2 separate regions of the Homo sapiens genome follow, and region 2 is linked to region 1. A link is a loop called in an ENCODE intact Hi-C map of the cell type or tissue named here. Cell type or tissue: Caco-2. All regions are shown on one strand. Links, peaks and the distances in the headings refer to the core of each region. The heading gives the core; the rest is flanking DNA.

The links. Hi-C counts contacts between places; a loop is a spot of excess contacts. Peaks named below come from ENCODE experiments on the same cell type or tissue, not always from the same donor. Only the 100,000 strongest peaks of a DNase experiment are listed, where the experiment ranks them.
Region 2: a loop joins it to region 1, with 6 times the contacts of the local background. A loop is called at or near these places in 3 of 110 quality-filtered maps.

The regions. Positions count from the first base shown.
Region 1 is chr3:24,354,864-24,371,553 of GRCh38, reverse strand. All of the region lies in intron 1 of THRB (thyroid hormone receptor beta), which reads left to right. Among named protein-coding and RNA genes, the nearest start is that of THRB-AS1, 130 kb to the left of the region's middle. RefSeq lists an enhancer at 11,021-11,653. In Caco-2, for the core only: no CTCF peak of the experiment used is centred there; DNase peaks (open chromatin) are centred at 6,243 and 8,103.
Region 2 is chr3:24,444,739-24,461,428 of GRCh38, reverse strand. All of the region lies in intron 1 of THRB (thyroid hormone receptor beta), which reads left to right. Among named protein-coding and RNA genes, the nearest start is that of THRB-AS1, 41 kb to the left of the region's middle. RefSeq lists a cis regulatory region at 9,632-9,645 and an enhancer at 9,566-9,710. In Caco-2, for the core only: no CTCF peak of the experiment used is centred there; a DNase peak (open chromatin) is centred at 9,558; H3K4me3 peaks cover 743 bases.

The DNA of each region.
Region 1 (16,690 bases), core at 4,190-12,189:
AATTCTGACACTGCCGGCATTTCTACAGAGGCTTTTAGATGAAATCTAAAGGAAACTTCCCAAATAATATGGTTTACAGGTAAATTATTATTATTAATAAGATAATACATAAAATCTCCATCAAGTATACTTCAAGGAATGTGATATTCTTTACCTGAAGACATGGTAGGAATCATGTCTGAAACATAATGTTATGTTTAATAGTTGTATTTTCAATTATAACCTTTCTCTTTTATGTGGACCTATGCTCTGGATGATGTTACCTAGGTTCTAGAATTCTTGGGTAAAAATATCTTCATAAGTATTGCAAAGGACAAACCTATACCTTTTTGGGAGGAGTGCTTTAATCTTAAGCTAAGTTTGTCAGTTTGGATGTCTGCCTAATGTAGATAGGTGTTCTAACCACTCTATTGCTCAGAAATATACTATACAGGTTAAGAGAATGGATTTAGGAATCAGAACTGTCTTGGAGATCCAGCTCTGTTGCCTGCTGGTTTCCTGACTTGGTGCAAGTTTCTTATTCTCCTCAAACCTCTGTTTCTTCATCCATAAAATGGGGTAAATAATAGTTTCCCTTTTCTACAGCTCTTTTGAAAATTACCTGCAAACAGAGCTTAATTAATGTTAGGCTATTAACCTCTTTAAAGAATGAGTCAAAGGGTGATTTGGCCTAAATTCAAATGACGACTTCAGTTGGGATCTTGACCAGCAATGCCATTGTAGTGAAGCTGGAGCCAGAGTAGCCAAAGCTAAAATCAAACAGTCTCCTAGCTTGGGGAGCCCTTGTGCCCATCTGAATTTGTCAGAAGTAAAGCCAGCATTGATAAGTGAGTAGTGATATAGTGCCCGAAGTGTGGCATTGTGCCTGGTGTGATCCCCCAGCATTCCCTATCATTATCCATTTTGGTTTAGAAGACTGTCCCCAGACTAGTGAGGGTCACTACTAGAGAATGTTCTGAAATAGTGGAGCATTGATCCTCCCAGGAAGTCACTCCATAGATGATTATCTCCTTGGAGTGCTGTATTTGATACTGAGGAACATTCTCCTCTTGCTTCTTTGTGCACACTCATGTGCACACCTCATACACACTCATGTGCACACCTCACACACGTCCTGCCATGATCATCTTGACACAATACCACAGTAAAGCCAGTGACAGAGGGGCACAAAGGGGACCCCACGGTGCTATGAAGTAAGGGAGTATGCCAGAAAGAAAAGCCATCCACGTATTTTTTTCAAAATAAAGATTTCAGGGCAGTGACATACCATGGGCAGGATGGTGAGAATGGTCTGTCCAAGGCACTGCAGACAATAAAGGGGACAAGTTATCTGAAAATAATTTTACAACAATGATAAAATGGACAAAAATGTCAGCTGACTTTTTATTATTATAATGCCCCGTTCTAAGCAGTCTCAGTCGTAAAATATCCCCCTAAAAAATGTGTTGTGTTGATTTAAGTTCTAAACAACTGCTGCAGTTACTGTTGAGTTTTAGTAACATATATTTCATCTCCAAACTAGCATCTTTTAATACTTATCTTTTAATAAACACAAATTTACATGAAAGTCAATTTGGAGGACTCCTAGTTATGTAGTCAGCTCTAAAACATGGGATTTGGCTCCACACATTAGTTTCCAGAGTTAGTTCCTAAAACTTTGGAATGATGTTCAGTACTTTTGGTACAGGTTGTGTCTTTAACCCTTGGGCTACTAGGTATTGGGCATTTAAATAGATTCAAAATAAATGATTATAGCCAATGATTGTGCAGTCAAAGAAATACATCTTCAGTTGTTTCAGTTTTGTCATACTGTGTGACAACCTAGAATATTCATTTGTGTTTTAAATTTGGAACAGTGAAACAGAGTGTGCACTGGTGGTGAAATGTTTTTGATTGTTGTTGAAAAAGTTTTGTTCAAGAGAGGAGAGGAGTGTTAAAAAATAGCCCAGCATAGGGGTAAAATACTGCTGCAGTGTGATATTTAGACCAATGGATAGACTTCTATCGTATGCCGTCTTACAATTTAAGTTGTTTATATTATTTTCTACTCATGTTTTCTTTCTATAATCATTCCCAAAATGTAGAATTCCTTGTTGTGAAGGCAATGTGTGCAATAATACATGCTTTACAGTCAATATAGACATGAGTTCAAACCTCAGCTCTGCAACTCACAAGCTGAGAGCCTGGGATGTGTTGTTAAATCTTAATTTTCTGTTTTGCAAAACGAGAGTCAAACCTCCCAGCAGAGTTGTGATAACTGAATTCAACGTAGCATGAAAAGTGTGTGCCATATGTTTCATATAGTAGATATGATGTTAGTTTCCCCCTCTGTCTCCACCTTTTTACTTCTCTTTCCAGCATTGGCATTTATTTATGTCTTCCAATGCAAACATATAAGATGTCTTTATAGAATTATGGTGAGTTCTCAGGAGGCTGAGGAGGGAGGATTGCTTGAGGCCAGGAGTTTGAGACCAGCCTGGGCAACATAGTGAGACCTCATCTCAAAAAAATTAAATAATAAATAATTTTAAAAGAATTACAGTGAGTTGAAAGTAATTTCTACATATTTACAACTCATCTGTGCAACAAGTAATATATGATCACTGTTTATAACCTGATCTCTCCCCTCCGAACCTTCATAGACTCCACTTAAATGCAAGGGTTTAATGAGAAAATTTCTGAGCTCTGGTCCTGGTCTACAATGCTGAGTAAATCTTGCCTAGATGGATGACATCATTATAACATATTCAAAGTGGGAAGAGGAAGTGCTTGGACATTGGAAGTTTTGGTGTACATAAATTTCCTATTCTTTCTGGCTATTGCCAGGGAAATAGAATCATCAAGGTAAGCATCAGCAGTGTGTTGATTCATGGCCTTCATTGGCTTCTGTGGTAAAGGACACACGTACTTAGAGGAAAGGAAATGCAACATAACTAGGCAAAAACAGACCATTTTATTCTGCGGTTATTTCAACTGATGCTAGTTGTCGCACCCAAAAGAGCATTTTCAACATTTCTTCAACCTTTCCATCTCCTCTTTCTATGAAGTTTTAGCTTCGTGTCTAGTCTTCTTTGCTTTGTATCTAACATTAATTTTCTAGTGCCTTATGTCTTATTAGTGGTAGACTAATGTCTTATTAATGGTACATTGTATTAGACAGGATAAAGAAGAATCTTCTCCTCCTGTTCATTTGTGCACACTCTTGTGCACACTGTACACACATCCTGCCATGGTCATCTTGTCACAATACCGCAGTAAAGTCAGGGGGCACAAAGAGGACCCCAGGGTGCTGTGAAGTAATAGAGTATGCCAGACAGAAAAGTCATCCGTGTATTTTTTTTCAAAATAAAGATGTCAGGGCAGTGGCATACCAAGGGCAGAATATAATTCTTTTAGTTACCTTACAGGAGTTGTATAAGGATTAAATTGGATAAGATAAGGGGAAAGAGTTTATAAATCATAAAATAATTACATATGTTAAGTAGCATTGTTATCTTGTATGTGGGATTAGTGAACTATGACCCATAGACCAACTCTGGCTCTCCAACTGTTTTTGTGCTAACCTGGGAGCTATTCTAGTCCCTTTAAGGATTTGGGCTTAAAGTAAATCTTGTGTTTATCTCTCCCTCCTTGTATTGAGCCCCAGGCTTAGGCTTCTCATCACAATGTTAGTTCAACATTTGTCCCCATGGCAATCACAGTTTATGCATTTCTCACCACTTACTCTTTGTGTTTTAGTTCAGTGTACCCTTTAGAGATGTCCTGCAAGCCCGGCAGTACTGTAAACATTTCTTGTTGTAATCTACTTGTATTGCTGTGAGAAGTGCCTTAGAGTATCCAGCCTAACTGACAAGAAAGGAAATTTTCAAAGCATGTTACAACAGTGCATGTAGCAACAAAGCATGTTACAACAGTGCATGTAACATGCTTTGAAAATTTCCATTTTTGAAAACAGGAACTCAAGCAACTTTTCTACTATCAGTTCTAGATGGCATAGAAGGACTTGAACCTGGTCAAACTGAGCCCAGAACCCAAAGGCTAGCTTACTAGACTGTGCAGTAACCCAGTATATCAAGCCTGAATGTTGGTATGTATCCATTGAGGAAATAAGCCTAAGGAATTGTTATTTCATGTCGCTGCTAATCCCAGTGTGGTTGATAAAGACCACAGGGTTTGCTACCCTGTCTGTAATTTCTAAACCAAAGAGGTTTGATACATAAAAGGGTTTTTACCATCCCTTACTCTAAATTGACTGAATGTTTAACCACCAGTCTGACTTTGAAGGCTTCCCCGATCTCTTGCCATGTACAAATGCTCAATCCCTCTTCAGTGTATTCGTTGACCTCTGTCCCTACTTCTAATTGCTGTGAAACATCTCCACGTCCTGCTTCCAGCCTATGCTGAAAGTTCTTTGAAGGTAGTAACTCTGACCATTTGTATACCAGATCAGTCCCTGCCATCCAGCTAGTGTTTAGCACACATTTGTTGAAGGAATTATGAATGTGTCATTAGTTTTTCAAATGTTGATTAGCATTATTTGAAAGTGAGAGGCTGTGGTACAGTCACAGAAAAAAAAATTGATTTGAAATCAGAAAACCTGATGAACAGCAGTACAAATAACTTGACTTCTAGGAATGGTGTGGTGGCTCACACCTGTAATCTCAGCACTTTGGGAGGCCGAAGTGGGTGGGTGGATCAAAAGGTCAGGAGATCAAGACCATCCTAGCCAACATGGTGAAACTTCATCTCTACTAAAAATACAAAAATTAACCTGGTGTGGTGGCATGTGCCTGTAATCCCAGCTTCTCGGGAGGCTGAGGCAGGAGAATTGCTTGAACCCGGGAGGCTGAGGCTGCAGTGAGCCGAGATGGTGCCACTGTACTCCAGCCTGGTGACAGAGAGAGACTCCTTCTCAAAAAAAAAAAAAAAAAAGTGAGAGGCTGTGCTATAGTCACAGAAAAAAAATGGATTTGAAATCAGAAAACCTGATGAATAGCAGTTCAGATAACTTGACTTCCGGATCCTTAAAATGATCAGAGTACACGTGCTTCCAGGAAGTAGAGAGACTGATAGGTTGATGGGCAAAGACATGAGTGAAGAGAGCAATCAGCAGCCGTTAGGCCTTGGTCCCTCACTCCCGCCATCGCTACCACCTGGTCATGACTGCCTGGAAGCATGGGGGTAACGATGAAGTAGAAGAGGACTTCTGGCTAGGATTCACCCCTTTCTAGTCTAAGATTGGCAATTCTCTCCATGTTCCCAGAAGGCAAGATGGCTACAATTAGTATAAGTAGAGAATGCTTGTTATATAGGAATAGTGTCTGATTCAACGATGGTTGATAGCTATAAGTACCATAGACATATGTGTATACTCTACTGCCAAAAACTGGAACTGGGTAGGGTAGTATTGTCAGACATAATTTGCTTTTTAATTTGGAAAAGGTAATAATGCATTTCAATATGCAAATAATATGTACCTAACCTAACTGGTTAATATTGGACATAGCCAAGTAAACAATTCTGACCTTCAAAATGCACAGGATTTTAGCCAATAAATTTAGTTGAAGTCAAAATACGCCCGATTAGAATATCTTATTTCCTCCTCTTAAGTTTTCCAAATGTGATAGAAGTTACTTGAATTTTCTTTTACATTGCTTTGACAATAGATTGAAATTATTGGTGGGAGAAATAGAAACTCTAAATGAATTAGTATTCCTCATGAGCTTCTAGAAGCCATTATAAAATAAGTAGTCAATAGGGAAGGAAATATAAGGCATAAGAATTATAAGGTATACTGTTTGATGAGACTTCCATAAAGTAATTGTACCATGCAGTTTTCAAACTTTTAAAGTTCAAACTCTTAAAAATAAAATTAAGGTTTCTAAGAAAATCAAATTAATTTTTTCCAGCTGATAAAGATTATCCATATGGCAATTGACTGCTGCTGTTTGCAGTTATCATATTTCTTTGTGATTCCCAAAGTGACAATCCAGTTTACAATAATAAGCTGGTAATGGATTTGCTCTTTACAAAGTATCTTATCTATGGCCCAAGTTTCTAAAGATTGAACTGCCCGGGGACCTTATAAAGCAGCCATGTTACTAAAGTTGTTTAAGCAGTTCCAGTCTGTTGAAAAGCTTTAGTTTATTTGTTTTTATAAAGTCCAGTGACACGAAGTTGGCTGGAGATTCTGTGGCATGAATCATTTCCTCCCTGCAGTCTGTCAGCTTGCAAACATGGGCAGAGGGAGTGCCTGTTCTGCCCTCTGCCTGTTCCTGCACACTCCCAAGCTTTTGCAAGTTGGTAGGGGGGTAAACTTGATGCAGTGACTCTTTGCTGGATTAGTGTACTCTTTCAAGTAACTGTTGGTGAATAAGGCAGGAAATTATGTTCCTGGATAAGAAATGACCAGGCTAATAATACATGTGGCAGGTAAATGATTTTTCTTATAAACACAGGGTTTAGAAATATGTTTTTGAATTAAGCAGTTTACCTGTAATATACAAGGTATACAAAATCCACTTCTGGCATATTCTGTATATATTTGGAAGTAACATATAAGTGCATAAGATTTTTGAAAATGGGCATTCTGATATGAAAAAGCTAGGTATTTACACATAGATATGTACATGTCTATGAGCTAAAATCTTATTGAAAATTATGTAATTTGATTTTTGGTATTTCTCTAAAGCAAAACTAAGTTTTCTAACATTTAAAATATCCTCATTAGGAGAAGTTTTCAAAACCTATTGTTCTCAGTTGTTTGTCCGAAAAACGTTACCTGTAGAGGCTGCTTTCTTTTATTTGTTTATTTTTATCCCTGTAATTTTTCACATGAGTACCCCCAAGAGCCCTTTCCCTAGAGAACAGTGTAAATCACACCAAATTATTATGTCTTGTTTGTACATGGATGATGAAGCAGAAAGATTTTGGGCTTTGGAATTAGAATGAAGTTTGAATTCTGATTTGTTTACTACCTACGTGACACAGAACAAGTTATTCAATCTTTTCAGATCTCAGTTTTCTCATCTGTAAAATGGGGATGACAACACCTACTTCATAGTTTTACTGTAAGAATTGGAATTCATTTGTGGAAAGTTATTTTTATATTATAGATCCTTACTATTAGCTATTATTACTAAAAATATAAAGTGCCTGACATATAGTAGACATTTAGAAAATGTGATTTTCTTCCATACTTCAACCACTGCATGACTTCACTCAGGTTGGCATAATCAAGTTATCATTCCATTAATATATCAAATGACTGAGGATACTGATAAGAACTCTTGATTATAGCTGATCTCTGTTTACATTTTGCTCATGCTCCTCTGATGCCATTTCCAAAGCTACCCCCTATCTCCTGGTTCATTTTTTACCACCATATGCTTTTCCATATTGGTTTGCCGTGTAGCCTTAAATGAATAAACATTTATATTAAGAGTGGCAAGGCCTTTATAACTGAACCCAGTATGTACTTTGTTTCATTAAGACTTAGGTAGAATTCTAATGTTTGCAGTTCAAGACAGTCATTTTGGATATGTGGATTGAACCTTGTATTACTTCTCAGACTCCATCCATCCTTAGTAATAAAGTGCATAATTTGGGACTCATATAAGAAATGGAAAATAATCACAAACTGTTTAAGTGTTTTTATGTATATTAGAGAAAGAATACTGCCACATTTTTCTAATTTCTTTGTTCCAAGCATAGAATTTTAGATTTTGCCACGAGCCGAATACACAGACATGACTTTTTTTTGGAAATTATGAAGTGTATTACTTGAAATTAATGAGCTTAAAATGTCAAGTCACTAGTATATTTCTTGTCTTTAAATTGTATGAAGGACATAAGAAACTCTTGTCTGTCAAACTCATCACAGAGTTGCCAAAAGATGTTTCCTGCTTATATATCTTTTCTTCAGACAACCTTCAAAAAGTGTTTGAAAAATTTTTTTTGATCTAGAGAAAATATTTTAATCTTCTATCCCTTGAGCTTCACGTTTTGGTTTAGCCAAACACCATACAAATGAATGTGTTGTGGACTAAGCACTTTGACCCACTGAAAGCTCCAGCTCCAGTGGATTGCTTAATATTTACCAAGTTCCCCTGAGGCTTTAGGCACAATTAGCTAGCTCAGGCACCCTGTGTTTGGCATGAGTTGAATTCTATCTGATTTATTCTTGGATGAGAGAGTATTTGAAACATTAAAAACAGAGTTAATGAGCTTTCTGCAGAAGCCTTTAAGAGTCCTGGGGACATGTTTGCAGTGGTAATTTCCTACAGTGTCTTTGGACTCTTAAATTCCTGCAGTTGGCTCTCATTGGATGAAATGTCTTAGGCGATTTAAGATCTAAATTGGCCTTTGACTTATTTACCCCCAAGGAAATACAGTTTGCTAAGCCTTGATTTATTTCCCATGATCATAATACTTCAGAAGATCCATCTCCTCTACAAATGATCATCCAAAAAATGGTATCAACTGCTCTAAAAATTAAGAATTACCCTAACCACAGGAAATAAAAATAGTCAATTTTGGAGTTTTCCCTTCATTTTCCCATCAGCTCCCAGTAATTGTCCTAGTCCCAGCTGCACCCAATATAGGTCCACTTCTAGATTCCAGTTGTCACATGTATCATTTTCTAAGTAAGGCCCGAAGTGTTAAAATAACAAGGCAGGTCACAAATGTTATTATACATGTCTTGATGTCCTTGGCTTACATCCCTCTAACAATTTCTCATTTGTGATCTTGGGCAAATATAATGTCTCTAAACTTCATACCCAATACTTGTTAAAGCAGGATAATTATAGCACCTATCTCTTATGGTTGTTGTGAGGATTAAATTCATTAATTTATTCATTCTAAAAATGTTTATCAAGTGCCAGATAAGTGCCTGGCCTTGCCTTAGGCACTGGAGACACTATAATCAACAAAACAGAATAAAATCTCTGCCTTCATGAAGCTTACAGTCCAGTGGATGAGAGTCCATTTAAAAAATCAATAAGTACAGTGTTGGATATTAGAAGGTGATAAGTGCTATGGAGAGAAAAAAGAAGAAGGGGAATGTAGGAATGGGGAAATGCAATTTTAAACAGCTTGGTATGAGAAACCCTCACTGAGAAGGTGACAGGAATGATGCTTGTGCATATCTAGGGGAAGAGCATCTCTTATGAAGGGGGCAGCTAGTGCAGAGGCTTCATGTTGGAGAAATAGAAGGTTCATTAGGCCAGATGGAATGGATTAAGAGAGGGGAAGAGGAGTAGGAGGTGGAGTCAGAGAGATAATGAGTAGGGAAGGGGGTGGATAGTTGGTAGACATACAGCTTTGCAGACTGTGAAAGGGACTTCGCCTGTGGCACTCAGTAAAATGGGAGCCACTGAAGGGTTTTGAGGAGGTGAAAGCAAGATCTGACATCTCTTTTAAAAGAATCAGTGTGGCTATTGTTTTGAGAATAAATGAGATATAATACGTAAGGTGTTTAGCACAGTGCTTGGCCCATTGTAAGCATTCGGTAATTGATAACTGCTATTATTATTGGTGGTAAAAGTAACATCATCAATATTACTAGTGGTATTTATTTTGATATTGATACTGACTCTCTTTTATTCTTGCTTTATGAAATGAAAGCAAGGATATGGGCAAGTAGTATTGGGTGTTGGGCCTGCTATCATCTGCCCATAAGTTAAATCGGCAGAAGGTGCTGATGCCAGCAAATTCAACATGTGGTATATTTCACTCAACACATCATTGGCTGCATGACGTAAGCCCCCAGTGCCTTTACCACCCAGCTTCACATCATTAGAGACCCTCACTGTTTATTAGCTCTGGCAAACAAATCCATACATAAGGAGCCACTAGTGGTGAAGAAACCAGATGGGAAAATTTCTTCTGGCCATATTTCTCTTTCATACCTTTATTTCTTGTTCTAGTTTTTCTTCTTGGGTCTCCTTTCTTTGGTTTTCCTTAATCACTGAGTGGTGCTCAGGCAGTGGGTAGAATTCATAACAATAGTACCCTGCTCTTATAGACTATCTTTCTTCCCAGAATTTCCAAATGCCTCCTGCCCCCTCTTTTTGGGACACATCCTCTTGTTCTGTTGGCATATTTAGGCATTGCATAGAACAAAATGAGGCACAGATTATTCATTCTCCAAGACTTCACAATCTCTATTTTGGGCTGTGTATTATGTATATCGACAGAAACAATATGGTGACTCTTTTTTAAGCTAGATGGTTATGCAATGATGATGGTGTGTTTTTCCAAAGCAGCAGTAGTGGTGGCATTTATAATAATTCAGACTTAGAGTTATGAATTTCCAAGTGCATAACCATAAATATATTGAGTATCCCATATCCCTTTACAAGTGTATGCTCATGCATGTGCAGGCACACATGACCAGCAGATGTGGTTTATTTTGTTCACACAGTTTTTTCAAAAACCTGAATTTGTTGTCAACAGTTATTATAAAAATCTGGGTTTTAAGGATCTTCTTCAAAAATCAGGACACTTAGCATTCCTCTGCCCAAATTTCTCCATAGCAACCATCAGCTGGAGCTGTAGGAGCCAACCCAGTGGTTTTCAACCTTGGCTGCATAATAGAATCACGTGAGGTGGTTTTTCAAAAATACTGATGTTCGAGCCCCACCACAGACCAATTAAGCACCATTTTCAACAACAGCAATAGCAGCAAATGTTTAGTGAGTGCATATTTTGTGCAAGAAACCGCCACTCTGTAAAGAGAGCTGATATATAAAATATATTCATGTTGGGGACATATGATGTGTATAAAAATGATAAACAACTATACCGGATATAGAATATGCTTAGTACCAAGTGAACTATATAAAACAATGGTTCTTAAATTTTGCTGCATGATAGAACTACCTGGGGAGCTATGAAAACTTCTGATGCCCAGGTTGCACCCCAGATCAGTTAAATTGGAATTGGGAGGAAGAAAAGGTGCTCAGGCATTAGCATTTTTAAAAAGTTGTTCATGAACAATTATGTATCGGTAAAAAGCAGTTCTCCATGGGATTCCAGTGTGCAGGAATGTTTGAGAAGCAGGATAGAGAGCAGGGCTTCAAAAACTTTAATGTTAATATGCATCGCCTGCGTATTAAATGCAGCTTTTTACAGAAGGTCTGGGAATGAACCTGAGGTTCTGCATTTCTAACAAGCTCCTAGGTGATGCTGATGCTGCTGGTCTACTGAACACATCTGGACACAAGGGTGTAGTGAATAGACTTTGCTACATTTTCGCTCTGTGAACCTTAGTAGCTAATTTCAATGGGCAGCAGTGTTCTTGGCTTAAAAATCAGCATAACAATTCCCACCCTTGGAGTGCTGTTAGGGTTAAATGCAATAATAAACATGTGTAAAGCACCTGGCACAGCAGATAATCAATAAATGTTGCTACTATCACTGGAATTTAGAAAAGAAAGGCATAATCTAGGAAGGCATGAAGGGGATTACTGGAGCACATCTTTAGGGGTCTTTGAAATAAGGCCTTGGATTAATAGAAAGAATAGCCAGCTCTGGTGTTCTTTGTAATGAGTGGTTGAGTTTCACAGTTAATCTTCAAAATATGTACTTTTAGTTTTAATTTGCTTTCTGCCTTTATGCAAAACTGCTGCCAAATAACAAGTTTTTTTAAACGGACAAATTTGAGTTCACTTTCTCTGCTCCTGCCACCCTCTGGTGGAGGCACCAGCAAGCTGTAAAGTGGCCAGAAGTGGGTAGCAGAAAGAATGGACAGATAAAGCCAAAGTCATGCTGAGGGCCATGGCTGTCCCCACGCACATGGGCAAAGAATACAACTCAACTGAAAATGTGTTTTTAAAAATAAAATACTTATAGTTTTGAATCATGGCAATGTTTCCAGTGACAGAAGTGAGGGAAGTAGAAAAAAGATTGTAGAAAAGTCTAGAGTTGTTAAACTAATGAGAAAATTGTCTAGTTTTCTACTATTAGAAGGAATGGTGGTTTTTAAACATGGTCACAAATTCTTTGGCATTCTCTCATCAAGAGATAAAGGTCTATATCCCCTCCCCTTGAATTTGGGCAGGCTTGTGACTTCACTGACTGAGAGAATACAGCAGAAGAGACACTAAGTGACTTCTGAGGCTAGACCATTAAAGGCCATGCAGCCTCCTCCCTGTTCACTGGAACACCTGCTTTTGGAGCCTCAGTCACCATCTAAAAATTCCAACTACCCTGAAGCTGCCATGCTGGAGAGGCCACATCTGGGAACTCTGGGAGATAATCCCAGCTCAGCTAAGCCTTCCTGTCATCCTTGCCCAGGTGTCATGCAAGTGGGTGAAGCCATCTTGTACTTCCATACCAGCCCAGCCACCAACTGAACTTCACTGAGTATCCTTAATTAACACCATGTGAAGGCAGAAGAACCATCCAACGAAGCCCTGCTTGAATTCTGGACCCACAAAATCATCAGACGTGATAAAAGTGGTTGCTGTTTTAAGCCACTAAATTTTGGGGTGGCATGGTGTTGCTTCACAGCAATAGATAACTGGAACAGAAGGTTTTGTTTTAGTTTTAGTATAAGAGTCACATTCATTCTTCCCATTGAGGAAAATTACATTTTATTTGTGTATATCAAGGAAGTCGTGAGAGCATAAAGAACATTCAGGACTCAAGAGAGCTAAGTTCTTTTATTGATGTCATTTATTCCTAAATTAATCTATATTATAATCTGACCTCAGTAAAATATTAAGGGAATGTTTTGACAGTGGATTGACTGGTTCAGTGGTTTCTGATGTTCTTATGGAAAAATAACCATGCGAGAATTGACAGGAAAACATCAGTGTAAAGGAGACAAAGAGGAGAGCCCAGTCTTACACAAATGTTAAAATACACTATAAATCAAGGGGAATTACAACAAATTCATACCAACACAGAAGTAGGCAGACAAATGAACAAAATATAATAGGGACTGGAAAGTATAGTGTAAATATTTATGAGAATTTGGTATATGATAAAGATGACATTCAGAATAATGAGAAAAGGATGCATTATTCTTTAATTAATGTTGGGTCAATGGGCTATTTGGGAAAAATAACAAAGCTGAATACACAGCTACTACTTATGCCAAAATAAATTCCAAATGAATCAAAGACTCCAACATAAAAACAAACCATTAAAGTACCAGACAAGTTTTTAAAAATAACTCTGGAGTGCCTAAGGCCTTTCTAAGCAAGACACAAAACCCAAAAGCTACAAAATAAAGGACAGTTATGTTATGTTTGGCTATATAACATTTATTTATGGCAAAAATATAATGCCATCAACAAAGTCAGATAAATACACTGGAAAGTATATTGGTAACACAAATGACAAGGGCTCATTTAATTACTATATACAGCACTCTTATGAATTAGTAAGAAAAACAATATCTAATAGTAAAGTGTGCAAAGCATTTATTAATTTATTCATCAAATATTTATTAAACATCTACCAGGAACCAGTCACTGTTCTCTGGGCTAAGGATATAGTAGTGAATAAAACGAAGTTCCTAATTCCATGGAGCTTCCATTCTAGTCAACAGACATAAATGACAAAAAATAAACAATCAAGTACTATTTCAGGCAGTGATAAATCTGCAAGGGAAACTAATGCAAGGCAAGGAAGTAAAGAATGATAGGGGAGTGGTTGCTAAAGACAAAGTTTTCAGAAAAACAAAATGACGGAAGTGTATGAAAAGACGCACATTGTTAAAATACATACATTCCACCAGTACAGCGTAGTTTATAATCTCAAAGAACAGCGTACAACCTAAAAGTCTGTCACTAGGGGAATGCTTTAATTATAAATGGAATAAGAACAACGGAATACTGTGTAACCCCCTCAGAAGTGGACAATAAATTTGAGTATATTGATATGAAAAGAGTTCAAATTAAGGGCCAAACAAAATGAGAAAGATAGATAACATTATAATATGAATACTCTTCTATGAAAAAAAGAATACATAGGTATATATGTATGTGTATGCCAGGAACATTTCTGGGAAGATAAATAAGGTTTTAATGAGGGTCACAAACTCTATGGAGACTCATTTTTCATGATATGCTCTTTTGAACTTTTTAAATTTTTTTAACCACATAATGTTTTATTTCTATTCAAATGGTAAGAGTTTTTTGGTGTTTTTTTGTTTGTTTGTTTTTTGTTTTTTTTTTTTTTTTTTTTTTTTTTTTGGGAGAGACAAGGATTCCAGTCCTGGCACAAGATTAAGACTGAGAAAGTCACTTTACCTTTCTGCTTGACTCCTTGCTTTTCCCAATTGTGAAAAGAGGAATTTGAATGAAATTATCTTTAGACATCCCTTGAAGCTCTGAGATTTTGAGCCTAAAATATTGGTGTTCATTTTGGGGGACAAAAAAAAACATAAAACCAACAAAACTGAGTCAAGGATACCACCTCATTTTATTTCAATCTTCAGGTCAGGTGCCTCACCATAAATAAGAGCCTTTACATTTTTAGTTAAATTATTGGCCATAGGTCACCGAGAATCATGGCTAGGTGCTGAAAATTTTTAAGTCTAAGTCTGTATATATTGCCAAAGAATAATTTATTCTAAGTCTTTACCTTCCTATAACCCATCTCCCCTGAAGAAAGTTCTCATGACTGGCAATCAGAGACCATCTTTGGTGTAAGGGAGTCTGACAGGAGGGTGGGAGAAGGAAAGCCTCGGTTCCTTTGTGTACGTTCCTTCTTTTCTGCATATTCAGGGGGCCTCTCTGATATGGCCAGGGAGGAATCCCAGTGTATAGAAAATGGTTTTCACCATCATGTCTGACTTGGCCCTACTAGTGACTTTTTTGGTACCAACAATTGAGGTGCTGCTGTAACAAATACCTGAAAGCATGGAAGTGGCTTTGGAACTGAGTAAGGGGTAGAGGCTGGAAGAGTTTTGAGGTGTATGCTAGAATTATAGACTTTAAGGGCAGTTCTAGTGGGGTCTTAGCAAAGCCAGGAATAGAATGGGATCATATTAGCAAAGACACTGCCAGTTGGAACTAAAGGAGACAGACAAAACAGGACAGAATGAAAGAAGCCTGTTGGATTTCTTAGACTTGACTGGCCTGGACCATAGAACTATTTGGCTGTGAGCATGTACTATTCTTAAGAAAAGGGGAGAAGAGCCTGCAAAGACAATTCAGAGATCATCAGGGCCACCATCTCAGTTTCAACAGGCCAGACAGCCTTCCACTAAAGTCTTGGGTCTAGGACTGTCCGGTGGAACCTTTGAGGCGGTTCAGGACCACCTGGAGTTTTGGGGGCTGGACCACCACCACACCAGTGGACCAGAAGGGCAGAGCATCAAACCAAAGAGGATTATTCTCAATCCTAAAGTCTGATTAAATTTGTCTTGCTAGATTTGGACTTGCTCAAGATCCTTCACCCTCTCCTTTTTTCCTAGTTCTGTTTGGAATGGGAATGTCTATGCTGTGTCTTTCTCACCATTGAATTTTGGAAGCACATAATTTGTCTGGTTTCACAGGTTCACAGCTGGAGAAGAATTCTGCCTCAGGATGAATCATACCTCAAGTCTCACTCATATCTGATTTAGATGATATTTAGATGAGACTCTGGACTTTAGAGTTGTTGCCAGAATGAGTTAAGACTTGGGGAACCATTGGAATAGAATGAAGGTATTTTTCATATAGCTAATTTGTAGGAGTTTCCATGATAAGCCAGACTCTGATATACAAGTGCTAAGATTATAGAAACTCCTCCAGACCCACAGATGACCCTGCCATGTGTTTTTACTAATATACGTATACCTTGTGTACACCCTTTCTGCCTTCAGGTGAATGCACTGAGCCTCACTGCCCATTTGGCGTGACCTCACTGGCATCTCTCTGGTATAGCCAGGAAGGAATTACAGTGTAGAAAAATTGTGGTTTTTTATACTACTAAGTCTCTGTCAGCCACCTTACTGTCTTTTATGCCCTCATTCCTAAGTGTTTCGTTGTGTATTTCCTAAGAACAAGCACAGCCTCTTACATAACTACAGGCTGGTTATCAAACCCAGGAAATTCAACATTGATACATACTATTATTGAATTGACATCCTCTGTTCAAATTTTGTCCATTGTCCAATCATGTCTTTGGTAACAATTCTTTTTCCCAATTAGGATCCATTCCAGGATATCATGCTGCATTTGGTCGTCATGTCTCATTAGGCTCCTTTATTATACAGAAACATTTCCTCAGCCTTTCTTTGTGTTTCCTGACCTTGGTATTTTTGGAGGATACAAGCCAATTATTTTGTAGAATGTCTCCAGTGTGTATTTCTAATATTTCCTCAAAGATATGTTCAGGTGATGTGCCTTTGGAAGGAAACACCACATTAATGATCTCATGTCCTTCTCAGTGCATCATATCAGGAAGCACATGATGCCACTTTACTCCATTATTGAGGATGTTAGTTTTAATCACTTGGTTAAGGTGCTGTCTGTTGGGTTTTCTCATTGGAAAGTTACTATTTTCTTCTTTGTAATTAATATATGTTATGTGAAATTAAATACCTTGAGACCATACAAATGTCTTTTCCTCCTTAAATTTTCACCTCTAGTTTTAATATCCATTCTGCCTTGAGGAAGAGTTTTCCCTTCTCCTCTGTTTGTTTGTTTGTTTACTCATGTGTTTATTTATCTGTATCAATGTGGATTTA
Region 2 (16,690 bases), core at 5,425-13,424, 89 kb before region 1:
TAAGAGTAGCAGCTACTGTTTATTGAGAGTATACAGTATACCAGCTATGTACCAACATCTTGATAAACATTACGCTTAATTCTCACAACATCCCACTGAAGTAGGTGCTACTTTTATCTCCACTTTATAAAGGGAGGAAACCTACCTCAGAGAAGTTAAGTAACTTGCTTGCGGTGGCACAGTGAGTAAATGGCAAACTACAGACTTGACCCCAGGCCTGCCTCACTTCAAAACCCAAGACTGTAGCCAACCTCTCCAAAGTGATGCTGATGAATTCTTTTTTCTTAGTGACTCATATTCCATTATTAGCAGTGGTTCTTGACCTTTTAGGGATTGCAGAACCATTTAAGAGTCTGTACTGTTGCCTAGAAAATGGTGTGCATAAAACATGTATACAGTTTTGAATTAAATTTTAGAGATACATAGCCTCTAGCCTGCAAACCCCTACAATTGACCAGTGAGGCTCTTATACTTCTGGGGGGCTTTACAACTTTCCAGGCTTTTGGAATCTTCTGCTAAAATGCAAATCTTCTGCTAAAATACAAATAACCCTGTAAGAGTTAGATGAAGTTACATAACCTTATGAGAGAACACATGAAGTGCTTATCAACTAAAATTGTGACGTTTTGTCTGGAGCAGAATCTTAGTAAATAGAAACTAAGATTCCTGGAAGCACTTCTTACAAATTTTACCTTTTCCCCATCTTTTCTATGACCAGGCAGTTCTGGATGAATCCTCTAAAAGTTTTAGTACCTGACACTCAGTCATAACTACAGCATAACTCTGGAGCTACAATCTCATAGACAAATAATTCTCAAGATAGCCAATCATTACTTAGTGAATTATAAAGTTAAGCTTTATGTTCTCTTCCCTTTAATTACAGTAGATTAAAGGAATGAAAGAAAATTGTTTAAATATTAGTCTGTACAAACATGTTAAGGAAATACAAAGAAATCTGGTTCAAAAATAATAATCATGAATATTACAAACCCAACACAGTGGTTTGAATGTATCCTGTCACTTTTCCCATTGCTGATAAAGATAATTGAGGGTAAACTTTTTCAGTGCAATTTGTCTGATCATCTCTGAACTCTGTGATGTTCCTGATGATGTTTGCTTTATAATTTAAACCCATAGATTCATTTACCCAGTATGGTATGAAACAAGAAAAAAAATAATAACCTTCTCGTATTTTTAGAAAGATACATCTCGGATAGATAAGCCTGTCACTTTAACCTTTCCATTTTGGTGTTTAAAGACAGAGTTCACCAGATAATACATTCTCAAAAGCCATTTAGAAAATGTGCTAAATAAAATGTCCTTAATGAGCATAGAATAATAATCTTTTAGAGGAAGTGGAAGCAAAGAAAAGAGGACAGCAGGTAAAACATTAGGCACTGCCTAACCCATATGGTTTCAAGTGATTTCTTAAAATTGAATGGCTAAAATTTAACTGCTCTGTTTACCAAAATGTCTTGTGAATATATTAATAAGAGCGTGATATTATGCCCCCAAAATACAAACAAATACATTTTCAAATAAAAATATTTATAAGTACCTATATAAAAACTAAACCTTTGTAGATTCTGGATATTAGAACTTAAAGAAATTTACAATAAAAAAACCATCAAAAAGTAGGCAAAGGATCTGAACAGACACTTCTCAAAAGAAGACATTTATGCAGCCAACAAACATGAAAAAAAGCTCATCATCACTGGTCATCCAAGAAATGCAAATCAAAACCCCAATGAGATACCATCTCACGCCAGCTAGAATGACGATCATTAAAAAGTCAGGAAACAACAGATGCTAGAGAGGATGTGGAGAAAGAGGAACGCTTTCACACTGTTGGTGGGGGTGTAAATTAGTTCAACCATTGTGGAAGACGGTGTGGTGATTCCTCAGGGATCTAGAGCTAGAAATACCATTTGACCCAGCAATCCCATTACTGGGTATATACCCAAAGGATTATAAATCATTCTACTGTAAAGACACATGCACAGGTATGTTCATTGCAGCACTACTCGCAATAGCAAAGACTTGGAACCAACCGAAATGTCCATCAATGATAGAGTGGATAAAGAAAATGTGGCACATATACACCATGGAATACTATGCAGTCATAAAAAGGATGAGTTCATGTCCTTTGCAGGGACATGGATGAAGCTGGAAACCATCATTCTCAGCAAGCTATCACAAACTATCGTAGGAACAGAAAACCAAACACCACATGTTCTCACTTATAAATGGGAGTTGAACAAGAACACATGGACACAGGGAAGGGAACTCACACACCCGGGCCTGTTGGGGGGTGGGGGCCTAAGGAAGGGATAACATTAGGAGAAATACCTAATGTAGGTGACAGGTTGATGGGTGCAGCAAACGACCATGGCATGTGCATACCTATGTAACAAAACTGCACGTTCTGCACATGTACCGCAGAACTTAAAGTATAATAAATAAATATATAAATATTTATAAATAAATAATAAATACATAAATATCAGAAAGTAAAAGAGGAAAAAACTGAACCTTGAATTTTTTTCTTTTAGAATATTTATAATATTTAACGTATTTGAAGGTGAAGGCCATCCTACATGGACATCTGAAGCTTTAGCTAAGTATTATCTTTTCTGTAATGTGACTATTGGTTTGCAGTTCGGTTCTTCTTTTCGAATAGTATGAGATTAATTTTCTCAGTACTTAAATCACTCCTCAGTTAAGTTGGATGTTCATGGAGGAACATTCTTTCCTTCAGGTTGCTGATACATTTGCTGCACTGTAGGGGAGGGAGTGGGTATCTGAGTTAGTCAGTTTTACCATTTATAAAATGTTTGGTGGAGGAAATTGAAACTAATTGCTAAATTGTTAGTAACCAGTGCATTAACTAGGACCCTACTGAGTGGACTGAAAGAATCGAAAATGTTTAACTGGTTGAGAGGCAATGATGTTGCAAATGGGGTATTCTTCAAAGCTCCTTCTTTTTTTAAATCTTCAAAGGCAATTATTCTGAATGTAAACTACAGACCAAATTGCAGTCTTCTGTAAGCATTTCAGAGATTACCTCAAATATTTTTTGATTAAAAAACTCTTCCGTGGTCTTTTGTGCTTCAGAACTACCCAGTACAACAGGGTCTTCAGCCTGCTCAGGATCTCTAAAGAGAGCTAGCACACAGTCAGCCAACTTTGGCTGCTTCAACTCCTAGGAACAAGAAATGATGCTGAGATAATTTGTCTGGCAGGTATTATCAGCCCACAATGACTGCTGTCATTTAGCCTCAAAATGTTTATTTTTCCTTTTACAATGCTGTATTTCTTTAGAACCTTCCTATTCCGAGTGTGGACCCTAGGCCAGCCCCATAGACTTCCCCTGGGGACTTGTCAGAAATGCATAATTTTAGGCCCCACCCCAGACCTGTTGGACCAGAATCTTCATTTAACAAGATGCCCAGGTGATTCATTCATGTTTGAGAAGCTCTGCTTTAAATCACTAAAGCAGTTACTGAGTAATTACTACCATCATGACTCTGAAGAGCTCCTATAGCCTTCAAATGCGCCTAACTCTACTCTAAAGGCAAATGTCCTCACTGGGAAATCTGATCTGCTGTTTCAGAGAAGTGCAGGGCTACACAGTGTCTTACACTCCTATCTATTGATGTTTCTTGGTTTTGCCTGGTAATCTGCTGCTTAAATGGATTATTTGATGACATATTGATATTAAAACAGTCCTATTTTTAGAAAAAATAAAAATAGGAAAGATGAAAGCACTCTGAGAAAACACTTGCACAGATACCAAACGTATAATATTTTCAGCAATGTTCTTTAAACCTGTGGTTTCTGTTCGCATGTCACTAGTTTGTTGCCTTTTAAGACAATGTCAGAAAAATCCAGATTTTTGGTCAGCTGATGAAAATAGTTTAAAAAGTAGGTATGTGTGCTGTATTTTCTTATTTAGGAAGACATTAGATTCTGAGGTCAGAGTCAGACTAGAAGACATATATTTTCTCATTCATCTTTTATGCATCTATACCTGCTAATCAAATGCCAAGTGTTCATTTTAATGGCCAGAATGTTAGGAAGGATGGCCTAGATCAGAAGGGTCTCATGGACAAAATGCCTTTAGGGATCAAGAGGATAAAAGAATTTAGCCAGCCTGGCCAGGAAAAGGTGAAGGGTGAGTATAGCTTGCCTAAACAGGACAGCTACCCCTCAGTATTGTCCTGTGGTAATACAGGCTTAGTTAGGGTGACTATATTGTCTTGTTTTAAGAAGAAAAAATAGAAATCTTCATTTTTGTGTGAAATCTTAAGGTTTTTAACTATTGGCAATTAAATCAAGTTTCTGTGAATTAATAATTTCTTCCTCCCTCTCTTTTTTCTTCCCTTCTAAATATTGTGTAGTCCAATAAAGCTTAATTAGGAACACAATTAGGAGAGGTTTGCCAATTGATGACACCAAAAAGCCCCAAACCTTACAATTTACACTAGTTTTATTCTCTTTTCCCCTAAACTTTTTCTAGAATGAAAAAATCAGAAATTAGATAGAATCACAGTTCACCACCTTTGCCTCTTTACTCTCTACCTAAGTTAGATGCTAACTAATGGTACAATGAAACTCTGAAAGAGAATTATTAGTAAGTTTATCTTATATAATAAGACAGTGTATAAGATATTGTATACTATCTTATATTATCAGATAAGCATAAGATAATACTTATCATTCAGTAAGCAGTTTGTTTACTATCTTATACAAGATAATTAATACTTATCTTTATATTTTAATTTAATATTTTTAATTAAACTAATATTTTAAATTTTAATTTAATGTTTTAATTAATATTTTTAATATTTAATACAAGATAATACTTACCTTGTATAAGATAGTATACAAACTGGTTACTGAATGATAGGAAGATGGTTAAACATATTTATTACTATCATTCACTATCATGTAGAAAACTCTATTTCATAGTCCCATATAGTAGAGAGGAACCTGGTTGCCTTTTCAAGAATTTCTATCAGGTGACAACCAAAACAGATTGAATGAATGCATTTTTATAAGCTTCATAAACATTTTTAACTTTTTTTTTTTTTTTAGACAGGGTCTCACACTGTCATCCAGACTGGATTACAGTGTTGCTATCATGGCTCACTGCAGCCTCCACCTCCTGGGGTCAAGCAATCCTCCTGCCTCAGCCTCCCTAGTAGCTGGGATTACAGGTGTGTGACAGAACACCCAGTTAATTTTTAAAAAATTTTTTTTCTTAGAGATTAGGCCTCACTATGTTGCCCAGGCTGGTCTCAAACTCTTGACCTCAAGCAATACTCCTGCCTTGGCCTCCCAAAGTGCTGGGATAATAGGCATGAGCCATCATGCCTGGCCGAACTTATTTTTAAATTCTTTGGGAATCTAAAAGGACTATGTGCTTTCTTTTTTACTGGATTATGTGAGAAGATAATAGTTTGCAGAGAAATTCAGTGAAGCAGCTGATAAAATGCTTTAAAAATATATTTCAGAGAATTGAGCAATAACAGTGATGTCAAAATAGTAGCCCCACCTTCTCCAGCCCACCTAAACCAACACTGAGCATGGACACATGCATTTCTTGTCATCAGCCAGACGAAATGGAGTAGCAAAAATCCATCCTATATGTCATTGAGTCTTATAATACAGTTCTCTTTTCTCTGCCTATTAATAAAAGACCCCACTGAATGAAGCCGGAATTCTTTTAGGCAATTTAAACTTTCTGAAATAGAGGAAAGTTGGAAAGGGGCGGTAGTCAAGGAATATAGAAGTAAAAAATATTTTTGAGGTCAAATGCTTATCTGAACAGATTGTCTAGTCTGATTATTTTTAAAAGTATTATGTTGATACCAGTGTTTTAATTTGAATCAAAAGTAATGATTTAACCAAAGTTGTGCTTCCATTATTAACTCAGAAACACTAAGAAACGAAATCACTTTTTCACTTCTTATTTCCCACTGATGCTGACAAAAGAAAACCTGAGATAATCAAAGACCCACAACTAAGTAAGACCTCTCAGGATCTCAAAGCCAAGTGTTTTACAGAGAAGAGAAGATAGAAAAGGCATATTATCTAGGAGTGGAAAAGAATTTTATGCTGAAAATGTTGAAGAGAGAATTCAAAATCAAATTCAACATTCCACCTAGGAGGCTTCCATCTCTGCTTAGGAGCTGAGTAATGGAGGTGATTGGTGTAAGTGTTCAGTACCTATGAAGACCTAACTCTTGAGGGAGAGACTCCAATGTAAACTTCCTACTCAATACTGCCTTAAAAAAAAAAAAAAAAAAAAAAAAAAAAAGTAAGTCCTTATTCCCAAAGTGACTAATACAAACCAAGCACTCGGTCAAGGGCTACTGAGGGAATGACTGCAATAAAAAGCAATCTCTGTGTAGACTTCATCCTTGTCAATTGTTAGCGACTTTGGTCAAGAAGATATTTTGGAAAATACCATTCACTACTCTACATTTTCTATGGTGCTGTTGAAAAATAAAAAATAAAGCTTTGATCTGGAAAGCTCTGATTCTCATTCTCATTATCTTTGTGATCGTGGAAAGGATGTTTATTCTTTCCGAGTATGTTTTCTTTCCTCTAAAATCAGAGACTACATTATCTCTTATATCTTGTCCCATGCTAAAATTCTATACATCTTATTCTAAGATTTCAACAATATCTATAGAAAAAGACAAAAAGACTAGGAATTATGAGAAGAGAGAGAGATTATAAATTCTATATGAGGAAGTTTCATCTAAAACTTATCTTCTCCTATCAAAAGCAAGTTGTAGATACTCTTAGTTAAGCCACACCTGCCTTGTAAATGCCAAACAGGTCCATTTTAAAGTGTAGTAAAAACTACATTCCATTCTATTTTTAAACAGCTTTATTGAGAATCCACATGCTATGCAATTTACCCACTTAAAGTGCACACAATTGAGTGATTTTTAGTATATTCTCAGTTTGCAGCTATCACCACTATTAATTTTAGATCATTTTTGTCACTCCCCTCAAAAACCTCACACTCATTAACACTTGCTCCTCATTCCCTCCTCCAGCTCTGGGCAACAACTAATCTACTTTCTGTCTGTATGAATTATGAATTTTCCTATTCTGGACATCTCATGTATATGGAATAATACAATATGTTTGACTTTTTGTGACTGATTTCTTTCACTAAGCATAATGTTTTCAAAGGTTATCCATGTCATACCATGTATCGATAAAATTCATTTCTTTATATTGCTTAATAATATTCCAGATCCTTTGCCTGTTTTTAAATTATCTTGCCTTTTTACTATTGAGTTTTTTGTATATTCAAGATACAAGTTTCTTATCAGAGATATGATTTGCAAAATTTTTATTTCGTTTTATATTTCCTCCTGGAATGCATTTTTTTATTGCCATGAAAGTAGAGAGCGGGTGCTAAGATAAAATAATACAGAGGTTATTTTAGTTTGGGGAAAGGGGTCAAGAAAGTACCCTGAGACACATTGAGGATTTGATGAAGCTGTCTTGAGGGCTAGGAGAACACTGCAGGCAGAGGGAGCAGCATGTGCAAAGGCCATGAGACAGGAATGAATTTGCTGGGTTTAAAGATGAGCAGGAAGGCCAGTGGAATAGAAAGATGGTAAGGTAGAGAAGGGTAGGAGACAAAGTCTGGGAAGAGGGAAGGGGCCGGTTTACATACACCTTAGAGACCACATTAAGGAGTTTGAATTTCATTCAGAAAGTAGTTGAGTGGTTTTGTGGATTTTAGCAGCGGAAATGGCGTGATCCAATATAAACTTTAAGATGATCCTGCTAGCTGTTTCATGAAGATTGATGTGTGAAAATGAGGTAGAAACAGAACCAAGACGACCACTTGGGAGACCTTTGCTGTTGCTAGAGTGAGCAATGACTAAAATCAGTGAGCTTGAACTAAAATGAGACAGTGGAAAACGAGTAAGGTGAATGGATTGGGGATTATCTTGGATAGAGTGTCATGGCTAAAAGTGTGTGTTCTGAAGCCAGAATGACTGGGTTATAGTACTAACTTCCTCTCTTACTAGCTGTATGACCTTGGGCAAATTAATTTTCCTATGCCACCGTTAAATGAAAATAATCATAGGAGCCATGATGTGAAGTTGTTATGAAAATCGAATGAGTTAATAATGCTGTATATGCATCACAAGAGTACCTGGCACATAGTGAATGCTTTAATAACTGTTGCTGCTATTAATTGTTTTGACTACTGAAATAGACAAGAGTTGGTGATGGTTTGGATGGAGAAGAGGAGGGAAGTTTCAAAGACAACTGACAGGTATCCGGCTTGTGTACAAGACACTTGGTGGTGCCAGTGCCTGAGATGGAGGAAACTGGGGAGAATAAGGGTTTGAGAGGAAGGTCAAGAATCTTATTTTGGAGTTGTTTGTTTGGATGGATGTGAGATATCTGAGTGGAGAGATGTCGGGCTTCAAGTAGCATCCTGGGCCAGAGATAGAGCTGGTATTCAAATTCGAACTGAAATATACTGGAGAAATTTGCAAAACAGCACTTAAAAATAATTTAACCTTGTCCTGGACCAGCCAACAGGATGCCAGAACAATTTAACAAGACCAGTTTTCTTGGGAGAGGTTGCAGATATAGCAAAAAGAGTGTGGACATTGTCATCAAGCAGACCATCTTTTGAACTTTACCCCTCCATTTACTATTTGAGTGATCATAAATAGTTACAGGTGGGTTAGCAAGGAGGGGTCATGGACAGCCCCCACGTTTCTGCTTGAGCACCAGGTGGTTTATAGCGCCGGTTCCTGGGTTGGAGGAAAGTGGAAGGAAGCATGTTTCTCGGAGCCTCATCTTTCTCAGCAGAAGATTAGTAGGCCTTCCTCATAGGTGAGGACCAAAGGAATGTACATCTGGCACATACTACATGCTCAGTAATGATTTTCTTGGATGACTTGGACACTTCTCCCCTTCTCAACCCTGCTGTAAGCATCTCCACCAGCCTGCTTAAATCTACCCCCATTTTTATGTGAAAATGTTGGATGGGAACCATGAGGTGACAGACCAGGGCTAGGACTAGGGTGAGGGAAGTTAGGCACGCACCTTGGGCACCAAACGGAAGGGGGTGCCAAAAATCCAGGCAATCACAACAAATATTATTTTAATGCACTACTTTTAAAAATCAAAAGTAATGCACAAATACCCATGGTAAAATAAATATTAATGTTTAAATAAAGACAGAATCAGTATTAACTGATTTCTCCTTTCACCTCAAGATCTGTCATTTGGTGCAGTACTGGGAAAATGTGAAAGCTTACTCCCCAGCCCCCAAGACTCTTTCTCATTTCTCCCATAGTTGTTAGCTAAGGGCTAGTCCTCAGCCTCGGGCAATCTAGTCATCTCTAAATGCTAAAGACTTCAGAATGTATTCTAACACCTGTGATACTGGGCATACTTGAGGTTGGGGCTTAGGCCCCTACCAGCCCAGCCCCCAGTGCTTTTTTATCTGTTGCAACATAGAAGTTGAAGCAAGGTTCCCTAGTTCACCCCACGTCAGTAAACCAGGCCCTTTGACCCCTGGAAATGTTGAGCAAACACAAAGTAAAATAACCCAATGCTCTATTAAAGGCTGAGGTTTAAAGGTCAGCTTTGTGCTTATTGGCTGCAAGTCTGATTCACTCCCTAAATGACTATCAGGGAGATTTGTGCTTGCAACATGGACTGAGGAGATGAGCCTTTCCATTCAGAGTGGGGAGCTATTTGCTTTATAAGGAGCTGTCCTCACCAAAAGGAAAGCAGCAGGTCAGGAGCAGGTGAAAGAGAATAGAGGTCCCTGAACCAGGAATGCTTCCTTCTGATTTTGACTCTGACTTTTGAAAGCTAAAGGTACATGTAGGCCGGGCGTGGTGGCTCACGCCTGTAATCCCAGAACTTTGGGAGGCTGAGGCGGGTGGATCACGAGGTCAGGAATGTAAGACCAGCTTGGCTAACATAGTGAAACCCCATCTCTACTAAAAATACAAAAAAAATTAGCTAGGCATGGTGGCAGGCACCTGTAGTCCCAGCTACTCGGGAGGCTGAGGCAGGAGAATCGCTTGAATCTGGGAGACAGAGGTTGCAGTGAGCTGAGATCGCGCCACTGCACTCCAGCCTGGGTGACACAGCGAGACTCTGTCTCAAAAAAAAAAAAAAAAAAAAAAGTACATGTAGTGGCTTGTAGCTTTCAGCTGTTTCCCAGGAAAATCAGAAAATCTTCAACTGAAATATTTGGTAATTTAGACGTCATTAGTAAGTGGATAATAAATAATTAAGGTTAGACTTGTCATAGCTCATATGTATCACAAGGAAATATTTATGGAGTTTTGAGCCTGTGGGTCACTTTTCCTATAACAAAACCTGGGTGTGGGAAACCAAATTTTTAAAAGTTATATTATTTACATATTTTTATTTCAATTTGAAGAAAAATTTGTCTAATTTTTAGAATGTTTTCCTGCAAATATAACAGACTTCATAATGCACATTTATGAAGGATTCTGAAACAATAGCAAGGAAGGAGAAAGAGCTGCATGGATTAATCCTGAGCTGCTGCAGCACACTGACTGCATGTCAGTGGCACTTTAAGATTGCAACATTTTGTTTGGTGACCTTCACACCAGTTGACTGTATGCACCTTAATCTCTCTCTCAAAAAAAAGCTGAGCCTACTATAGATTGGCATCTTTTTCTTTTTAACCCCAGTTTTTCATTTACCTACACTGGTTTACCTACACCTGGTTTAATTTGTACAGCAGAATGAAGTTCTTTATTACAAAGCTCAGAAACTCGTCTTTGAGTTTTTAGGAACAGTAAGTACAAAGGTTGTCATGAATTGAGACTGAAAGACCTCATAGATAAATTGGGTAGTACATTTTTAAAGTAAAGAATAAATAACACTTCAGAAAAATGTAGAATACGTTCATAAATGCACAAATGGAGATAAAATGTCACTTTTTGTAATGAGGTTTCTTTCAGACTTTGACACTCGTAAGTAAATGTTCAGAGGAAATAAACGTCAGGGCATATCAGCTTTTGTGAGGGTTGCCAATGTGTAAATGTGAGGTCTACTGTAAATCGTGCTGTCCATTTACCTGCCTCTCTGCAGGAATTTCTTTTTGAGTGTGTAGTCCTTATTTCCCAAGAATAAATACAAAGACTTTTCAGACTATGAATACATATCACATGGTCTCTAAGGTACAGTTGTACATTATACCTGTGGAAGTTTTCTTTCTTAAATAATTAAACGAGATTTTTAATTGTATAAAATAAGAATCTTAAATATTAAGTTATGATGCTTTCTTTAAGAGTGTCTAGTTTCCTTCCTTCTCTCTCCCTTCTTCCCTCTGTTTACTTCCCGGCTAACTCCCCTCCTTTCTTCCTTCTCCCCTTCCTCCTTCTTCCCTCCTTTCCTTCCTTCCTCATTAATTCTTAAAATGTTCATTTGAATGCTTAGATGCTAGATTGTCTCATTTCTGCCTCTATGATTATTGCTTATAAATCAAAGCAGTAAGTCCCACTAAAAACTTAAGAGCCAAGTTAGTATCTTCTTTTTTAGCGTCCTATTATTCACTCAAACTTAATCTTCTTTTTTTCCCATTATTACAAGTTATTACTAAAACTAGCACAGAAAAGCTTTTCACTATATCGCCTCCTTTGAATTAAGATAGTCTCACATATATAGTATTTAGGGAAAAGATAAGGCTAATATTCTTTGGACCGGCTTCCCTATTTTGAAAAAATCTTCCCTCATATCCCTAAACCATACAGACAAGCATTATGCAGAAAACCATTAACATGACTTTCAGTTTTCAAGAGAGAAAGTCAAAAATTCCACAGAAAATTAGAGCTGTTGGACTAAATGTTGGTCTATTAATAAGCAGGAAGAACAATTTAGCTGTTTTCCCTGCTGAGTTAATATATAGTACTGCTGTCTTTCCTGCAGCGGTATTCTCCAGCTGGGTTACTTGGTTCTGGGAATTTCCTCTCAAAATGCCCATTTCTGTCAACCAGCCATCAGACCTGCCTGAGGATAGTTGATATGACAGTGGTGTGACATATTGAATATTAATATGAAAGTGACCTTCCCTGCTGTCAGAAATGGGTCATATATATGTGAAATCCATGAAAATAGATGAGAACAGATTTAAAATAAGGAACACTCCTTATATTGGTATACAGTGTTCACCATGCTTGTACTGAAATATGGCTGTAAGTAGCTTGCCTTCAAGAATTTTTAATAATCATTTCTGAAGAACTGATTTTCCCTTTCATACTTTGTCTTTCATTGGCCAACTTTAAATCACCCTCTAACTAGCCACATGGCTGCCCATCACTCCCTCTGTCAAATTCAGAATTCTGCCTTTGCCTTCAAACTCAAGCCATTCCTGCTTTGACTTCCTTCTGTCTTACATCTGTCCTTGACCTTATTTTGGCTGTTTTGTTTGCCATTCTCTAAATTCGCATCTTTCTGGCCTGCTTTTGCATGGGCTTCTCTGTCATTTATTTTTAACTAGTGGCATAGAGTCCTTCCCTGTCATCTGCTGGCTTGTGTTCTTACTCTCCAAAGCCAGTGGCAGGGGTTTTCTTTCTCAGAAAAGGCATTTCTCTGTTTAAATATTAGTTTTCATACCCAGAACTTGCTGACTCTTGAACATTTAATGTACATTTAGCCAAACAACCTGAATCTGTTATAAATGTGCAAAGACCAAGTTTTATATTTTTATATGTTTTGTAATAACCTCATGACAGGTACTTAATGGGTTGTGTTTATGTTCAGAGAATGAACTTTTAGGTTGTCAAGATGGGAGGTATACAAGTCTTTTTAATAAAGACCCCTAGCTAAAGGCTGCTTCTCTAGCCGATGGAACAAACCAGGACAAGGCCTGCTTATCTGTGTATTGTAGCTTTCCTAATTGATAGCAAGTGCCTCTGAAAAAATGTTTACATAGTTATCTAAAGTAATCATTAATTACCAACATTGTACATTTCATTCTGGTTAACCTCTTTTGGTATCATTACTTTTCTCAGAGTTGAGCAGTAATCATTTTTACAATGGAGACTTTTAAAAGATTTTTTAAAAATAGCATTTTGATCCCTGAATTGCGTTTCTATGTGATTATGCTGATTTTTTCATATATGCGAGTCTTTTTTAAAGTTAAGTTATACTTACATCCTTAATGATAAATCGCCAGTGAAAACCAAGAGAACTCAAGAGAGTCTGACCATTTCTGTACTTGGAATGTGTCAGGGGTCAGTGCTCTGCAAATGGCACATGTGGAAAGAAGGATTCATAATTCAGTTGTCACCCAACTGTATCATAAGAGTTTGAACTATAAAGAAATAAGTAGTTGCTTCTTGCTGACCAACAAGATCGCTACAGGTTTCAAAGAAAGAAAGAATTCGTCATCAAGGGCAGGAAGGTACTTCATAAATAATTACCAAATGAAGTGGTCGTGATGACTAGCGCTCTCTTTCCTTGAAACCTGTAGCAATCTTGGTGGTCAGCAAGAGGCAACTACTTTTCTCTTTATAGTTCAAACTCCTCCGATACCATTTGGGTGATCACTAAATTATGAAACCTTCATTCCCCATCTCCTCCCATTTGCAGAGCACTGACCCCTGACACATTTTATGGACCAAAATGGTCAGGCTTTCTCGAGTTCTCTTGGCTTTCATTGGGGATTTATTATCTAATGTCTACTCACCCCTTCCCCTCCAGGACTCAGATCATAGAGTTTTGCTATATAGTACTTTAAATTTCCATTAAGCTTGAAATCATTCATTTCAAAGAAGAGGGTCATGGTGCCCCTGATTATATACAGGATAAATAGAAATAAAGATATCCCTGTGTCATCATGAAAATGAACAGCTGGCAATTGAACTTATTAATATATTAACAGGACACGATGAAACAAAGGTATTCCCTCTGAGATCAAACCCTCCCATTACTGCAAAGAAGGGTGTAGCATGAGAAAGTTCTCTCCTAGGTTCACTGCAGGTTCACTTAGACCTGTTTGACTTGTTGAGATTATTTTAAGCTCAGGAGTTAATTTTTTTAAATGGCTAAGCCTAGTTCATCATTACAGAGTACAAAATATTCAATCATACTTAAGGGTTGTTGGGGTTTTCTCATGGTAATGCATTATAATTGATAACATTCATTAATTGCTTCGAATTTCTTCCTAATTAAATTTTAAAAATAAATGCATAACTGCTCTTTGAAATTTGATTGATTTGACTTAAAAACTAATTGGAAAGGGGAATCTGTGCCTCCTAATTTTATAATTAAAATATATGTTGCTAAATAGTTTTCATCTACTTCTATTTTTTAATTCCTTCATTTCTTATAAAAATGGAGGCTATATTTGCATAACTGTGTCCCCGGTAATGATGGGAGACTGGGAAGTTGCAAAAAATACTTTGCAAGGACAACAACTATCTTGACTCTTCTGCCTATTTCCTTGTAAAGATCTCTGTGATTATTTGGGCCCACCCAAATATTGCAGGATAAGCTCCCTGTCTCAAGATCCTTACCTCAATCACATGTGTAAGTATTGCTATAGGAAGTAACTTATTCACAAGTTTCAGGATAAAGCTATGGACATCTCTGAGGACCATGATTCAGCCGCCCACTCTCACATTATATTTCCCAGAACCATAGAGAGCACCCCACAAAGATTTGCTGAATATTGTTGAGTGATCAAATGATATGGTTTCAATAAAGCTCCATGAATTATACTTGTGAAGAACAAATAGACTTCTGATGTCACTGTCACAGTAGGCATTGCAGGAATTTTCAAAAGTATATTTCTTTCTTTCTTTTTTTTTTTTTTTTGAGAAAGATCTTTCCAATGTAGATAGTGTATGGAATGACAATTTAGCAGCAGCAGAATGCACTTTTGCAGAAACACACAAACACACATAACTCCTTTGACAATAACCCAGCATACTGACCTCTCTCCAAACCTGCTTTCTTTTTTGTTGTGGCCAGACTTTGAGTGGAAGGAAAGGAGATTGGCAGAGGTGAGCAGGAAGAGGCCAGAGCTGAAGGAGGAGAGAAGAAATTAGCCAGGTTTGATAGAGAGATGGCTTCTGGGACAATTCTTTTCAGAGGCCAAGGTGGCTGATGAGCCACTTGCTCCACTCATTTCCCTGTGAGATCATGGAGTAAAATTAGAGGAACATAAAAGGCGAAGGCTTCCTTACATCCTTAGAAGGTCATGACCAGTGTGTCCAGCTTCTGATTTCTCATGACAGTATTGTTTTTATTCTTTAATAAATTTTATTCTGATATTCAGTGTATAAAATAAAAATTGCCTACCTTAGTATTCAGAGATAGCTGCTGTAACATTTTGGCATATTTTCTTCCAGTTTTTTTCTCTGCATATATGGTTACATCACAGAATCACAATTATGGTCTGGACAAAGTTTTATATCTTACTTATGTTCACTTGACTAGGAAAATTTTCTCATGACATTAAATATTTTTCAAAACATGATTATTCAATGACTGTATAATATTGCACTTTTGGATGTACGTCTATGGTTGAATGTTTATGCTTCTGCCTAGAATGAATGATACGGCCTTGAATAGTTTTGCATTACATCTTTTTTCACCTTCTTAATTGTTTCTATTGGACAGTTCCTAGGAGAGGCAATCAAAGGGCATGGACGTTTTTATGATTCTTCATCGATGTGGCCAAAGATATTAATTTACACACCTACTCTCTGTGTCGTGACTATTTCTCCTCACATTCAACAGCATTAAGCATTAGTTTTTTAAAAAAAATTTTAAAAATTTTGAATGCTTATTGGATAATTATAAGGATTTTTGGTAACTTGTTGATCTGTGTTCTTTGCCCATTTATCCATTGAGATGTTAATATTTTGCTTATGAACTACCTTTGCGTGTTATGTCTCTGGAAATTATTTTTCCAGTTTGGTGTTTGCCTTTTGAGTATTCTGCTCTCTGATATATAAATGTGTTTCACCTTTGCTACTCCAGTCAAATCTACTATTACTCTCTGACACATTTCACTACCTTTATGTTTAGAAATTATTTTGCTAGGCTCAATAGCTGATAAATAACCACCTGTATTTTACATAATCCTTTATTATTTTATTTTAAAATTTAACATAACATTTATCTGTCTTTATTTTAACATATAGTATGAGATAGCAACATACATTTTAAATTATTCAAATAGTTAATTCAATGCCATTTATTAAATAAGTGCTCTTTTCTTCACTGACTTTTTGATTAAATCTATCTTTTAATTGGTATATACATTTCTGTATCTGGGCTCTCTATTTCTGTAACCATCTATTAATTATTGTAGCAGAACCATATTATAGTTTATATATCCCATTATAATTTGTATTATAGCCTGTTTCTGACATGGTGGCCCCTAACTCTTTCATTTTTCTGTATTTTAAATTTATTTTAGCAGTTATTGTCTCAGCATTCTTTAAGGTGAGTATTGGAATTAATTTTCAAATTTAAAAAATCTTGGACCGGGCACGGTGCCTCATGCCTGTAATCCCAGCACTTTGGGACGCTGAGGAAGGTGGATCACTTGAGGTCAGGAGTTCAAGCCGGCCTGACCAACATGGTGAAACCCCATCTCCACTAAAAATACAAAATTAGCCAGGCATGG